Linked DNA regions of Homo sapiens: region 2 is linked to region 1. The links are chromatin loops, found by intact Hi-C in ENCODE. Cell type or tissue: sigmoid colon. All regions are shown on one strand.

The links. Peaks named below come from ENCODE experiments on the same cell type or tissue, not always from the same donor. Only the 100,000 strongest peaks of a DNase experiment are listed, where the experiment ranks them.
Region 2: it touches region 1 in a loop (3-fold over the local background); 4 of 110 quality-filtered maps call a loop at or near these places.

Annotation. Positions count from the first base shown.
Region 1 is chr20:39,983,150-39,991,149 of GRCh38, reverse strand. No RefSeq gene overlaps it. Among named protein-coding and RNA genes, the nearest start is that of LINC01370, 17 kb to the left of the region's middle. RefSeq lists an enhancer at 4,657-5,360. In sigmoid colon, no CTCF peak of the experiment used is centred here; DNase peaks (open chromatin) are centred at 4,429 and 4,849; H3K27ac peaks cover 247 bases.
Region 2 is chr20:39,883,078-39,891,077 of GRCh38, reverse strand. No RefSeq gene overlaps it. Among named protein-coding and RNA genes, the nearest start is that of LINC01370, 120 kb to the left of the region's middle. In sigmoid colon, a CTCF peak has its summit at 4,858 (motif pointing left); DNase peaks (open chromatin) are centred at 4,097 and 4,857.

The DNA.
Region 1 (8,000 bases):
CTGTACATTTGGGAGGAGGATCTTGAGAGGACACTAACACTTTGGACTGAAACTTTAAGGGTTGAAGTCTGGTAGTTAAGATGACAGTTTTGCATCATTCTACTCTACAGAAAACCTAAAGCATGAACCTGTATTAAATGGTCAAAAATAGTGTGCCCAGGATTCTGGCAAAAGCAATGAATATATTTGTTGGTGGAAGACAACTTTAATCAAGTCTTGAATTTATTACTGAAAGTTAGTTTTTAGAAACAATGTCCAGCACATACTCAGAAATAACTGAATACATGAAGAGTTGAAATACCATAAGAAAAAAAAAAACAGCAAAAATAATACAGTATAGGAGCAAACACAATGAAGTCCAAAAAATAGAATTACCAGGCAGACTATGTAACAACTGTGCTCACTATATACAATGAGATGAAAGTCAAGATTTAAAATGTTGGCAGGGAACCAGCAACCATAAAATGTGATATCATAGATTAAAAAATTAACAAAATATACATTCTAGAATTAAAGTAAAATAACTAAAAAGATCAAATTAACAGCAAATTAGGAAGAGTTGATAGAGAACTATTGAACAAAAAGATTGGTCAAAAATCTAAGAAAAATCAGAAATGAAGAATAAACGAAAGATTGAAAATATACCAGAACACCTAACAGATATAGATCAGTGCAATAGAAATTTCTGCAATAATAAAAACATTCTGTATCTGTGCTGTCCAATTCAGTAGCCACTATACACATGCAGCTGTTGGGTACTTGATATGTGGCTATTGAGATTGAAAAACTGACTGTTAAATTTTATTTAATTTTACTTAGTTAAGTTTAACTTTATATACCCCCATGTGGCTAGGGACTAATATATTGAACAGTACAAATATGGCGGAGACATATAGAGATTCTAACATATAAGAAATAAAAACACCGAAAGCAAAAGAAGAGAGAAAGTGAAGCAGACGTAATGTTTGAAGAGGTAAGGGTGTAAAAGATTTCATAGCTGATGAAAGACACTAATTCACACATTCAGAAAACCCAAAAATATCAAATGATATTAAAAAATCTTTCAGGCATATCATAGTGATTCTAAAGAGAACCCAGTACAAAGAGAAAAATTTTAAGAGGAGGCAGAGAAAAGAGGAGAGATTACTTTCAAACAAATAGCATTTACTGACAGTTGACTTCTCAATTACAATGGAAACAAAAAATAGATACAATGTGCTAAAAAAAAAAAAGGAAAACAACAACAAAAAACTCCCGTCCTGTAGTTTAATGCCCAGATAAATAACTTTCAAGAATAAAAGTAAAATAAAGTCATTTTATCATCAAAATCAACAAAGACAGTTTAACACTAGCAGATGCTACCAATGGGAATTATAAAATATTCCCGGATGAAAGGTAAGACATGTAAGAAGCAAAAAGAACTATGAAAATGATAAATATGTGGGTAAACTATAAGAGAAAAAATACTATAAAACACAAATGATAATTTCTTGCAGACTCTCATGTTTTTTCTCTCTCTCCCTCTGTACTCCATATGTTATGTTGAAGTTGTTTACCTACACTACTGAAATTTGTGCTTTTTTTGGACAGGGATCTATGTTAAAGTGTCCAATAAGGCAGCACAACATTAATGCTGCTTGTAAGGAGAAATGGATGAATGAAATAAAGCAAAGGAAGTTATTTAGTTGTTCCCTGGCAATGGGGCAAGAATATTAAAGCACAATGAGTTTCAGAGAGAGGTGACAACTTTGAGGAGTTCAGTCTCAAAATGGTCACTTGTGGCACTTCAGCATTTTCAAATAATATTACAGACTTGATATTTCTGATTTATGATTCTGATAATAAAATTCCTGAGATCCCATTCTAGATCTAGGCTTTGGTCAAGCTAACAAAACTTTCCAATCCTCATTTTCTTAACCTTTGAACTCATTTTGCATGGCTGCTGTGCAGGGAACCACACTTGGCTCCTCTTCACTAACTTCCCTGAAATGCTATTGACTCCTTGGCAATGTGCTCTCAGACCTTTTCTCTGACTTTATTTATTTATTTATTTTTGTTGTTTCCTTTCAGTTTGGGTACTTCCTGCGGAATACATTCAAGTCTATGGTTTGTATCCTGTTTCTCTCCCTCCCTTTGTCTTTCTCATCAATGTTTTTTGAGAACTTTTCAAATTGTACTTTATGTTCACATCTTAAGTTCAAGTAGTGTTAATTCTTTATTTACCACCTCAAATGCAGACTGTTTTTGCATGATTTGGAGTTTTGTCTGATCCTTTTACTTTTTCTTATGTCATTTTTAAGACTTGTCTTTGAAGATTACTTTGTAGGTGTATTTTATAGCCAATTAAATATATTTTAAAATATTTTTCAGTTTACTCATCCATGAATGAGTAAACTGGACATTTATCAAGAGCTGGTGTTTGTCAATAAGGGTACATGGTCTTCATTTGTGAAAAGAAACTCATTTAGATATTAAGGTTTATTAGCTTATTGTTCATTTCCTTACTCTCTTCCACGGGAGGAGTATATTTCCCTTCCCCAGAAGACAGGTTAATTGTACAATAACTAGAACAACTTCCAATATCATATTGGAAAATAATCAACTTTCATATTATTGAGCTCTGCTGCAGAGGTGGCTTTTTCAACTCCAACTGCCATTCTGAAGAAAAGAAATGCACAACAAACTACTACCTCTGCAATATACTGTTACCATGAGTTTTCCTGTCCACATTCTTGCCAAAGCAGTGTAATTTTTCAGTGTACCATGGCAATATGTGCTAAGAGCTCTTCTTTTCTAATTATCTGGTTGTTTTCTGGAAGTCAAAGTCTCCAAAAGTTGTAATAAGAAAATAAAAATACTTTGTCTCACCAGCTGGGTGCTATGGCTCACACCTGTAATCCCAGCACTTTGCGAGGCTGAGGCGGGTGGATCACAAGGTCAGGAGTTCGAGACCAGCCTGGCCAATATGGTGAAACCCTGTCTTTACTAAAAATACAAAAATTAGCCAGGCATGGTGACGGACGCCTGTAGTCTCAGCTACTCGGGAGGCTGAGGCAGGAGAATCACTTGAACCCGGGAGGCGGAGGTTGTAGTGAGCCGAGATCGAGCCACTGCACTCCAGCTTGGGAGACTGAGTGACACTCTGTCTCAGAAAAAAAAAAAAAAAGAAAGAAAGAAAGAAAGAAAAGACCTTGCCTCAAAAAGGTAGCATTCATAGAAGAATTCTCCAGTTTTTTTCCTTGTTTCAGACTTTTCTGGGTATTCGTTTGTTTGTTTGTTTGTTTCAACAGTAACTGTGGGTTCACTAAGGTTGGACTTTCTCACCCCAGGCCCATTTGAATTCATCCTATGTGGGTTTTGGTCATTGTATGCCCTTTACTGTTCTTCATTTGTGTTTTATATATTGGATTAGAGAGCTGCATTAAGAACTTCTAGTTACATGCCATTTAAATTGAAGAAGGTTCTTATGTGTCTAACTAATAAAATTTCCCTCTCTCTTAGAATATTCTGTATTTTGTACTTTTTACTGGGTCAAGGATACTGTTTTCCTTGTTGTCATAAATTATTGCAATTTAACTCTATATAAATATAGATTTTTAAAAATAAAATTTGGGTGGAATACAGGATTTTAGAAGCTGTGGCTCTCTGATGTTTCCAAGGATTCAGTGTGGGTCACCAAGAGAGCATTTATTCTAATAATTTATTGTAAAAATATTCAAACTTGCAGCAAAGTTGAAGTAATTTTGCAGGGAACAGACTTGTACCTACCATCTATATTTTGCCTTTAACATTTTTTTTCTACTTGTTTTATCACGTCTGTCCATCTATCCATCAATTAATTTATCACAGTTTTGGATGCATTTCAAAGTAAATTGAGAAAACTAGTATACTTCTTCTTAAATAGTTCTGTATAAATATTATTAGAGTTCATTATTAGTTTACTTTTTTCTTTATGTAAAAACTTACATGTAAGGTACATATACATTTATTGAGTTTTGCAAACACATACACGTGTGTAACACAGACCCCTATCAAGTTACAGAATATTGCCATCACCCTCTTACTCTTTCAAAAAGTACAATTTCAGGATATTATAATCTGACAAAGTTAGAAAGGAGGCAATTTCCTCCAGAAATACCCCCAAGGCTAACTCAGTTTCCCCACTACATTTATGTGCTGGTAGAAAAGGAACTCTTTCTTCCCTGCAGTTTCTTAGATTTTGTACTTTTGCCACAGAAGTTAGTGCTTGGGAGTGTGGAGAGTAAAGAGCCAAATGGAAACAGAAAAAGCCATGTCATCATTAAAAATAAACAGAGACACAAATATGTCAGAGGGCAGAGGCAGACACTTCATTGTGCAAGTGATTTATGAGGAAGCTAATTTTAAACAAGCCTGGGCTGCGTGGTGCCTTTCAGCCAAACAAACAGGCAAAGCGCCCTTTCGACAGCAGCCGAGAGCTGCTGATCTCCTCAAGGAATAATCTCATTTTCTTGGTGGTGTAAAAGGCACTAAGTGGCTGTTTTCTGTCTAAGGAAACCCGGCTGAGTCACTGAAGGCAGGCCCTGTTAAATGCCAGAGAGTAACAAGACAAAGACCTGCCTTCTACAAGTTAAACCCACAAAACAAAACACTGACACATTAACAACAAATCAAGCAGGTTTCCCTCTGTTTATTCCATGTCCTACATTTCTTTTCCCTTAAAATGGCACTAGGATATGAGAGAGAGGGATTGGCCACCCAGGAAATTAGTACATGGCTCTCTGGCCTGGCTATTCATGTCTGCTTTGTAACACAGATCAGGCAGGCACTGAGAGTTATCCCTGGGGGAGCCAGCCAAGGAACTGAGAATGTAGAAACAGGAGAGGCAAGCGGGCCAGGCTCACATGTGGAGGAGACATTGCAAAGCTGTACAAGGCAGCCAGCCTAGGATTAGTAGAATCTATCTTTAGATTGGAGGCCTTAGGCTATTAGTTTTCTCTGCCTTCAGGTTTGAGCCTTTTCCAAATGCCAATGCTGAAAAATCTGTAGTTCAATAGTCTGCTGCATGGGAAATTCTTATAGCCAAGCACATTTAGGTGTGTGTGTGTGTGTGGTGTGTGTGTGTGTGTGTGGTGTGTAGGGATTGATTGTCAGCAGTAATTTCAGTGAATGAACATTTAATACGGACCCTCAATATATAAGGTTCAAAAGCCACATGAAAGGTATAAAAAGATTGAGGTGCTAGATTAAAGAGAGAATTTCTTTGGGAAAATGTGTTGGAGTATTTTTCCTACTGCCATTCCAAGAAGGGGTGGGTAGGGGATGTGGTCCCCTTGCCTCAAGTCTAGTGAGAGAGGCTGGAAAAACCCAATTAGGGAGTTAGATTGCTTCCTTTGGATGTAATGAATAGTGCGGATGTTTCACAGGGTTCCAACAACTAGTGAGGCCCGAGCACTGACAAATGAGAACTGAAATCATTTGTGCATTTGGAGTCAGCTCTTGCAGGGTCTGGCTTTGCCAAGTATTTTCTTTTAGGTTCCTGAATAGTGGGAGGTCTGGAGGTCCTGGGAAGAGGCTGAGGAGGCAAGGGTATTGGCAGAGGATTTGACGGGAGCTCAGAGCAGAAGTTATTTACCAATTGTTACAAGAGGACTTCAAACATGCAAAGCCAGTTCGCCCTACTAGGGCATACCAGTTAACTAGCAGACCTGAACAGCGGATGGAGTAGGGGCTGCTGGGGTTACAGAGTACCTGCACTTCTGCCAAGCACTGGTAAAGGTGCATGTTTCCCATGGAGATGTCAGCCATATGAGCAGGAGGAAGAGAACTGGCCCTTATCACCTTAAAGGGACTTTACCCAAGAAGGTTGTCTGGAAGGGAGATAGGACAACAGTTGAGACATTATATGGTGGAGAAGAAACCCCCAAAACCAAGGTGCTTTTATGCTATAAACTCTCTCAGCAGTCTTTGGCAATAGATGACCCCTTCTTAGGTTACTGTTTTTAAGTACATAAATTAAATCCATAGAATTGCCAAAGGAATCCTCTTTAAGTAGAGTTATCAAAATATTTCAAAATTTTTATAACATTAAATAACCAGATTTAGCATCAGTCCTAATAACTATCATTATTTTCATAATTTTAAAACATTGATAAGTGTAAACAACATTTTGAAATACCTTCACAATTGCAATGTAATATGAAACGATCTGTATATGGGTGCTCATCAATTAAGGTATTTTTAAGCCTCCACCTCTTTTCTCTCCTGGCTTCAACCAGGAGGTTCGAAGTCAACACCAGGCTGTGGTAGGGGATGGAAGGAGACAACAGAGTAGAAAAGACAAAGTCCCTCTTTCCCCATCAGTGGATTTCCAACCTATTGCAGGTTCAAGTGAAGGGACAGGCTTTAACTTTGAGTGAAACTCAGAATTTCAAATATTACACTGGACTCGGGATATTCATCAGTGAACAGACACTATTTTAGGCAACTAAAATGCCTGGAGTTTCTTTGGTTATTTCAGAGGGAATCTGGAAGCTGTGTGGTCTTTTCTGCCCAGGAGTTCATCCAGGGTTAGGGAAAGGTCTGATCCATGGCACAGGTTTGAGTGAGCAATTACGGGGGAAATGAAGTTGCTTTGGTATTGCATCCTGTGAGTCCTGCTGGTCCAATGTACTAATCCCATGAAGATGTAAGGTGTGTGTGTGCGTGTGTGTGTGTGAGTGTGTGTCTGTGTGTATGTGTGTGTGTGTGCAATTAAAAAAATAAACACTTTCTCTGCCTGAAAAATAGTACGTTATGGTGAGTAGGAGCATGGTCAATGAAACAAAACTGCCTGTGAAAAAATTCTAGTTGGACCACTTACTGCAAAACCTTGAGTAATTTCCTTAACCCCTCTTTGTCTTAGTTTACTCATCTGTAAAATGAGGCTATTGATAATGTTATATGTAGCCCATAAGGATAAAAACATGATTAAATGTGTTAATTTACACAAAATTCTTAGAACACTGCCTGGTGATATTCAATTATAAGCTATGTTGTTATCGTTGTTGTTGTTAATTGAATTACTTTTCCCCCTGACATTTGCAATGGCCTCTCAGGAACCTCTGTTGAATCCTAGAAATCTGAAAAGTAAGAGTTGGATACCACAATTTTAGAACATCTGTATTTCCTTCCTAGAGGTTGGGTATTTTGGCTAATTCTACACTCCATGCTCTAGTGAAAGAAATGTCTCAACCATCTGGAACATCTGTGTCCCCAGCACTTCCCAAGAGACTACACCTGACCAACCACCTCCCGGGCAGGCTCTAGGTCATAGTCCAGGCATTTTTGTTGTTTCATCATCTCAGATAAAAGCTGTCATGAACCCACTATGCTGTAAGATAAAACCTTCAGAAGCTATTTATGTAGAAAGTAGTTGTTAAATATTGCAGGTAGCTAAGGGCCTTTTCAGTTGCTAAGGGAGGTGTTATACTTAAATTTCAGCAACAACAAACCAAACAGCTGTGGATACACCTGATGTGTGGATAGATGTTTCTGGCAGTTGTGGTGGAATCGAAAGATTATTGGGCCAGGGTCAGGCAATCTTGGATTTAAAATACTGTTTATCACTCACCAACTGAGTGAAATTTAGTATGCTCCTTAATGTCTCTGAAACTTAGTTTCCTTTTAAGCATAATCCGGATAACAAATAATTTCTTTGTGCAGTTGTCAGAATTACATGAGATAAGGCTTAGGTGTTCAGTTGGTGTTGACACATTCCCTCCACCCTTTACATGAGAGGAATGCTATTCAGATGCCAGCTGCAGATCTCTGTTCCACTGGAGAGGAAGCTAAACATGACTCAACCTCCCTTCTTCCCACCTAATGGGTTCAATGGTCTGTGGAAGTCTTAACACTCTTCAGTATTCCTTGTGAATTCCGTGTGAGGGGATGGAAATGGAGAGTCATATTCCTCCAGGTGGCTCAGCATTGTAGGGTCTTATGTCCAAGCATGCTATCTTTGTATCACATCACTTTACCCA
Region 2 (8,000 bases), 100 kb after region 1:
TCCTTGGACCCCAATTCTGCCTCTTGGTTTGTATTCTCTCTTACCACCTGAAGCTTGGTCTTCCTCAGGGCCTGTTTTTACCTCATTAGATTGTGCCCTCTCCAATCTCTCTCACTGTGGGTTAACCAGGATGATCATAGTGATTATGCAATGATTGTTCAAACCAAGATACTTGGGGAGGGAATGGATGCCCTGTTAAACATTATCCTGGGACCAAAGGTATAAACTGGACAGTCACTGGCAACTTAAGCTGTGTGGTCATCCAAGTTAGAACCAGCAATCTTGCTGACTGGGGTCGCACAGCTTTCAGTATCTTTCAAATCCCTTCATCTCCCAACTAAAGAAGAGTAAAGGCTCTTTCTGATCCAATTTATTTTTAATTGTATCGGAACATTTTAAGCTCAATATTGCACATAGGTTTCCTGGAAGGCCATGTCAATATATTGTGAAACAACTGGATCTTTGGGTATCAGGATGTTAGACTATAATGAGCAATTTTCATCCCAAATCTTTAGAGTCATGTAGATAAACCGATTGGTTTCGATTCAGGGAACTTAACTGCCAGCTTCAATTAGCTCGGCTTCTTTAATATATTCTTTTTCTTATATAGTAGGCAACTTCAATAAATTATTATTTATAGAGTACTTATTAAAATGCTACAGGGAAATCATTCCTGGAAACATCTCACTGTGTAACTGTAAATGATCAAGCCCTCGCTTACTGATTGAGTGTTGGAGGACTTAAGTCAGATCACAGGATCACAGCAACTCATGCCTAAGGGAGACCTCAGACAGCATGCAGGCCACCCACCCCATTCCATCTCCAACCCCCTGCAACAACATCCCTGCCATGTAGGTATCCAGGAAATATCTGACGTATCAGCGATGAAGGGACTCATTCCTGCCCAGAGTAACTTTTTCTTTGCTGAAGGGCTTTGCCAGATAAAAACTGGCTCCTGATTTTAAATGGAAATTAGTGTTTCCTAAACATTTACGCACTGAGCCTCATTCTCTAATATCGACTGCATTTTTCAGTAAAATTAATCTCTTTCAGCCCTTTTTTGTTCTCACTTCACATATGGTGGTGAAGATCTACATCATCGGAGCTGGTGAGAAACAAGCGTGGCCCATAAAGTGACAGACAGTGGGCAAAGTTGTTTATCCCATGGACTAGAGCCAAAGTACTTGAGTTTGAATCCTAACACCACCTGTAATAAGGCAAGGCATTTAACCTTTCAGAATCTCAGTCTTCTCATCTGTACAATGGGGAATGTTAGTGATATCTATTTCGGTGTATTTTTGAAAGATTATAGGAGGCAGTGTATGTAAAGTGTTTAGAACCGTGTCACCTGACATATGGTATACATAGCTATTATCACGTAGAATCCCAGCAAATAGAATCTGGACATTGTCCTGCTATTGTAAGATTAGTGGTCAGTGGGCGATGGCTTAGTCTTATTGCATTGGGTAGCTCTAAAATTCAGCCTCCGCAAAATACCCCACCAAGCATTCCTATTTTTTTTCTTTGTTTTAATGTCTAACTTAGTCTCTGGAGGGTATAAATTCTGGTAATTAAGAGTCAGAGCCTAGGAAATTGTACTCAACTCAGATATATGTTAAATTCATTGGACTGGTTTTTTTAAAATAGCAGTGAAATAGGAATTCTTGAGGGTTCAGAAATGGATATTTTCCGAAAGCTCCTCAGGGAATTCTAATGTGCAGCCAGGTAAGAACAACAGACTTCAAATGAGCCTTTATGGATCAGAATCTGGGCTCCCTCAACTGCCAGCGGCACAAATTAGGGCAGGGTTCTTAATCTCTTCAGGCCTTGGTTTCCATAACCATAAAATGGGAGTGAAATGGAAAGTTCCTTTCTCATTAAACTGCTATGATACTTAAATGAAATAGCACACGTGGATAACAGAGTACTCATTAGGTATTAATACTGAGTACCTGACTTTACTATGCAGCTTCCATCCTCACCCCATCTCTTTCAATCACTTTTGCCTCAGCCTGTCAGTAGGTATCAAAGGGTGCTAAGCACTGCCTCAATTATAGGTGTAACCCACAGTCCTGGACACAAGAATCTATCAAGAGATCTTTACCTAACCTGAGTATATTTCAGGCTGATGGTGATCCACTTTGCTTTTCTGATAATTGAAAATGATTTGCATTTACAGACCATGGGAGCAGACATGGGACCCCAGTGGCAGAGCACTTAGGAGGGATGAAAGCAAACTTGCCAACCTGGGCCATGGTTTATATCAGCCCTGGAATCATTGTCCTGGATGAGTACTTGGGTACTACAAGTGATGAGCAGAAGGGTACTACATACCTGCCACTCAAACCAGCAGCATTGACATCACCTGTTAACTTATTAGAATGACAGCATCACTAGACTTACCTCAGGCCCACCAAATCAGAAAGTGAATATTAGCAATATCCCAGGTGATCTTTTTGCACATTCACTTTAGGGAGTGTTGTTCCTTATCAGTATCAAGAGGAATTCATTCCCAAAGTTTGTAAAACTTTCCAGAAACGACCTTCAGCCTGCCACCTAGGCAGCTGGGTTGACGCTTACATAATACTCTTAAGCAACCCTTTGAATCAAAGCCCTCTAAATTATCAGCTTTTCTCCCTCTCTTGTGCACCCTATACCACTGTCTCAGAAAGTATATAAATGCCTTCTTTGAGTTATTTTCTGACTTGGGGTTTCTACCTGGTTTCTGGTCCTTGCTGGAACTCAGCACCTGATACTTGGTTTAAAGGAAGCCTCAGGTCTGTTTCCTACTTCAGTCACAGAGAGAGAGAAAGTTATTGACTAATACAGTTTCTCTCACTAATTATTTCCTACCTCTGATTTTCCACTCCAGGAGTCTATGATTTTTAGGTGGTATGGAGTCTGAATTCAGTTTGAAATAGAGAGAAGTTGGGCCCTAGACAGCATGTGCTAAAGGCCTTTGCTGAACAAAAGGACCCCAAAACAAAGTCAGAGAATAGTTTCTTCCAATTATCATTTGGCTTTACATTGTCATTACATACATATTGAAATCCTTGATTTCACAGGGTTTTACATAGCTAAACTACAGATGGAGGGAGTCAGTGAATTAAAGCCTTTGATGAAGGCCAGGTGCTGTGGCTCATGCTTGTAATCCCAGCACTTGGGGAGGCCAAGGCAGGCAGATCACTGGAACTCAGGAGTTTGAGACCAGCCTTGGCAACATGGCAAAACCCATCTTTCCCCAAAATACAAACGTATCAGCCAGGAGAGGTGGCGCACACCTATAGTCGCAGCTACTAAGGAGGTTGAGGTGAAGGATAGCTTGAGCCTGGGAGGTAGAGGTTGCAGTGAGCCGAGATCACACCACTGCACTCCAGGCAGGGTGACAGAGTGATATCCCATCTCGAAAAAACAGAACAAAACAAACAAAAAGTAAGAAAACCTTGGGTGAGTCCTGGGGTACAAAAGAGAGCTGTTATCCTTACACATACACACACACACACACACACACACACAAATACACACACATTGAGCATCTATTATTACACTGGAAAATGTTGATCCAAAGGTGAACAACTATGAGTTCTGTCCCCACCTCTCACCTCTGGCCCTATGAAGCTTATACCTTGATGGGGAAACATATATGAATCAAATAACTACCAAAATATATGTTACATATTAACAGTGATAAACACTTCTAAAAGAGAGGTACACTCATGCATGCTGGGCTTAATAACTAGGTGGTAGGTTGATAGGTGCAGCAAATCACCATGTCACACACTTACTTATGTAACAAACCTGCACACCCTTCACATGTACCCCACAACTTAAAATAAAATTTAATAAGGAAAAGAAAAAGAAAAAAAAGAGAGAGAGAGGTACAAGTACTGTGAGGACATATTAAAAGGGAGATGGTTCTACTCAGAAAGGTTTTTCTGAAGAAGCAACAAAACTGAGGGGTACATAGGGTTAGCCAGATTCAAGGGTGTGACAGGGAATGGAAGCCCAGCTGGCACTGAGGTCCTGTGACCAGGGGAATCCATGCTCTTTTGAGGAACTGAAACAAATCTGGTGTGAGTGGAGTCCAGAGAAGAAAGGAGGGGGAGGAGGGGCTTGACTCCAGCTGAAGCTGGAGTGATTGTGGAAGTATGTTGGTCTTCATTTTAAGAATCCGGGGAAGTGATGCAGGTTTTGAAGCAGAGGCAGCAGGGCCAGATTTCTGTTCCTGCACGAGTGGTCTTTCTGCCATGTGGAAACAGATTGGAGGAGGGCAAGAGAGGATGTGAGGAACAGGCCAGTTAGGACTGCACTGCAGTCTTCAATGGTAGAGACGGGCTGCTTACACTGTGGAGGTGATGGGGCAATGGGAAGAAATGGGGAGTTCCAAGAGGGAGTTAAGTGATTAAATCAAAAGAACTCACATTAGCATGGCAGGAGTAGGGGAGAGGGAGGTGTTAAGGATGACAAACCGTTTATAAAACAACTGGATGTTGTTCTCTGAAACAGGGATCTCTGAACAAACACCAGGCAGGGAGGTCAGGGTGGCCATGAGTTAGTTTTTAGATATTTTGAGTTGGAGGCGTTCCCTGACCTCCCAGACAAAGATACACAGTTATGAAATTTGAATGAGCATTCTAACTTGGAGGGAGATATTTTGTAACGGGAATTTAAAAAGTAGAAATGACAAAAGTTACTATTTGTTGAATATTTACTCTGTCCCATGGTTAGGAATCTATTATCTAATTTAAACGGTACAGGACTCTGTATGAAAAGACTGATTCTCCCATGTTACAGATGAGGAAGAGGAGGCCCAGAGGGAGCAGCATCTTCAAGTTCTTAATGACTGTGTCACACTGCCCCCTGCTGAGCAGCTATTACGTGCCAGGCTCTCAGGGCGTTTGCATTCCAGTAAGATGGGCTCACGGGTTTTTGTGTCTTCCATAGCAAACTGAAAGAGAACTCATGTGGTAGGAATTTCTGCCATGTGCCTATTAAACTGACATTTGTCTGCAACAAACAACCCACTGGTATTCACATGCACAAGTACATAGGCACACCTGTGCACACAACTTTCTCACTAGTTTCCTCTCTTCACTTTTCTCCGCCAGGATTATTATTTATTTTCTTCTGATACCTGGTTTTAGGTTGCCCAGTGGCAGGTAGGCTAAACATGATGAACTTCGCCGTGCATCCAACAAGAAACACACTCTATCAGCCTTTAATTTCAGAGTCTTAGACAAACAGGGAAGGGATGGGAGACCAGCAGTACTCTTCTTCTGTAAGGTCAACTAAAACTCTTGCTTGCTGTAGGCAGCTTCCTCCACTTACCTATCTGAGTATTGTTCTGAGGATGGTAAGAATGCCACTTCTAAAACTAGCTGAGAAGCAGAGATAGGCTTACTGCAGCATCTAAAGAAAGAAGAACATTTATACAGCATGATCCCTTCAAGCATGTTCTGCTTTTGCCCAAACATTTAACATGACCATGGAAGAATTTCACTATACCCATTACTCAGAAAAGTTTGAGATTTGAAACTGCAAAATTTTTCATAGTTTTCATGGAACAAAACATACAGATCAGTACTGAAAATATAAATCACTCTTAAACATTTGGTTCTTACTATTTTTGTAAAAAGTAGCACAATTGGAAGATAAATTATGCCCCTGTGTTGACATGTATGTATGTGTGTGTGTACAGAAAAAATAAACAAATTTTCAATGATCCATTTTGGATTTAATTAAAATTCAGTTTTGTCTGTAGTCAAGCGTATTTTTGCTGTTTGAAATAATATAAATCTCCTAATCTAAAGACCCTGGCTGGGCACTGTGGTTTATGCATGTATTCCCAGCAATTTGGGAGGCTGAGGTGAGAGGATTGCTTGAACCCAGGATTTCAAGACCAGCCTGAACAACATAGCGAGACCCTGTCTCTACAAAAAAAATTATCCAGGCATAGTGGCATGTGTCTATAGTTCTAGCTACTTGGGAGGCTGAGGCAAGAGGACTGCTGGAGCCCAGGAGTTCGAGGTTGCAGTGAGCTATGCTTATGCCACTGCACTCAAGCCTGGGTAATAGAGCAAGACCCTGTCTCTAAAAATGAAAATAAAATTATTGTCTATAAGATCAGTGACAGTGATGACAGGAGCAATTTTTATCACAAAGTGAGAAGTCTCAAACAATTGAGACTATTGCTGGAATTTTCTCCTATAAATACTATACAACTTGTCTTCCTATATTCAATCATAGTTTTCATGTATTTTAATTCTCCTAAAACTTATATCCAAAAACATAAAATAAATAATATTTAGATTACCCATTGTTAGACAATTCAAAACAATGCCATCTTTAAGCAGAAAATCAGTGCTAACTTCAAGGATTATCTGAGGTCATTGGCCTTTCTCAAACAAATGAGAGAATACACAAACCTATGTTCAAAGGGGAACATATCATTTGAAGAAATTTTTTTGGCAATGTTATTATGACTTATTTTTACTTAAAAAGTAATATATGCTTATTATAAATCATTCAACTATTAAAAGGGATAGAAAATGGCCCCATTTGAAGGAGGGTGGAGAGAGAATATTAGCTGCTTTTCCCACAGTTTCCCTTATTATAAATCATTCAACTATTAAAAGGGAATAGAAAATGGCCCCATTTGAAGGAGGGTGGAGAGAGAATATTAGCTGCTTTTCCCACAGTTTCCCTAACGGCATCTGAAAGCAAAGTTCAGTATAACTCATTTAAAAAATCATAAAATTGTTCACATTGGTGGAAATACAATGCAGGTAATGCTACCAAACCCAGATCAAAAGCAACTCTAAGAGGTTCCATATTTCTGTCTGAGGCCAGTTCCTCCACCCACCTGTGCTCTAGATGCCATTCAACTTTGTTTCATCCCTAACTTTGCACTCTTTCTACAGTGGATCCTCCCAGAATATCATCTGCTCAAATCTCTCTTTTCTTAAAAAAAAAAATCTTTGATTTTACTTTCCTCTATTTTTCTGTGTTTTTTTAACAGCAGCATTCTCAAAAAGGTGTCTGCATCACTACATCCATTTCCAAGAACTTTACTCCAATTTGGTTTTCATTACCATCACTCCAGGAAATAGTGTCTGGTTAATTCCATCAGAAGTTATCGGGTCATTAAATAAAATGAACACTTTTAAATCTTTTTAATCATTCATTCAACAACTAATTTTTGAATAATTTCTATGTACCCTAGTTCTTTATTAAACATCAAAGTTGATTTATCAAACAAACATTTAAAAACCAATTTTGTCTTAGTTTTAACGTTGCTGCAGAGGGCGTTTTCCATTGTACCTATTAGTGCCCCCATTAGAAGGTTTTATGTAATATATTTCTTTTCAACTGTATCTGTGGCAAGATACATAAAATGAAAAATAATATATTATTTCTCCCTAAAAATCATTCTATTTCCTCTTTTTGTTAGACTTTTCTTTTAACTCTGGCCACCAGGAAGCTCAAAAGCATTACCCAAATGTAATAACTCCATTAGTCTTAAATTTAGCATAATTAATTCTCCAAAGGTTCTGATTGTTTGTATATTTCTAACGCTCTTTCTTAATGTTATATGTTTTAGCTACCTCAAGTCCATTTTAGAATGTATTGTGCATAAGCGAGCAAGGCTTTTCTAATGCTTAACAATAGTTTAGAACCAAGTGTCTGCAAATGTGTCAAATCTAGACCAGAAGCTGTTTCTTAAGGACCTCAACTTAATCTCTGCAACCTGTTATATGGTCTTTCATCCTCAGCTTTAGAAAAGTCATCAGTTTGCTAACTGCTTTAGGGATCATAAAACAAAGTTTGTTCCTAAACAGAGGAAAAGTGTCTAAGAAGGAGAAACTTATGCACAGAGCACAGGGTGAGAAAAGGCCCCTCAGAAGCTTTGCTGGCATAAATCCCAAGCTCATGTTACCAGAAATATTTACATTAAAAATATATCTCCAACTTGACCAACTGCTCTAAGGTCAAGCTCAAAA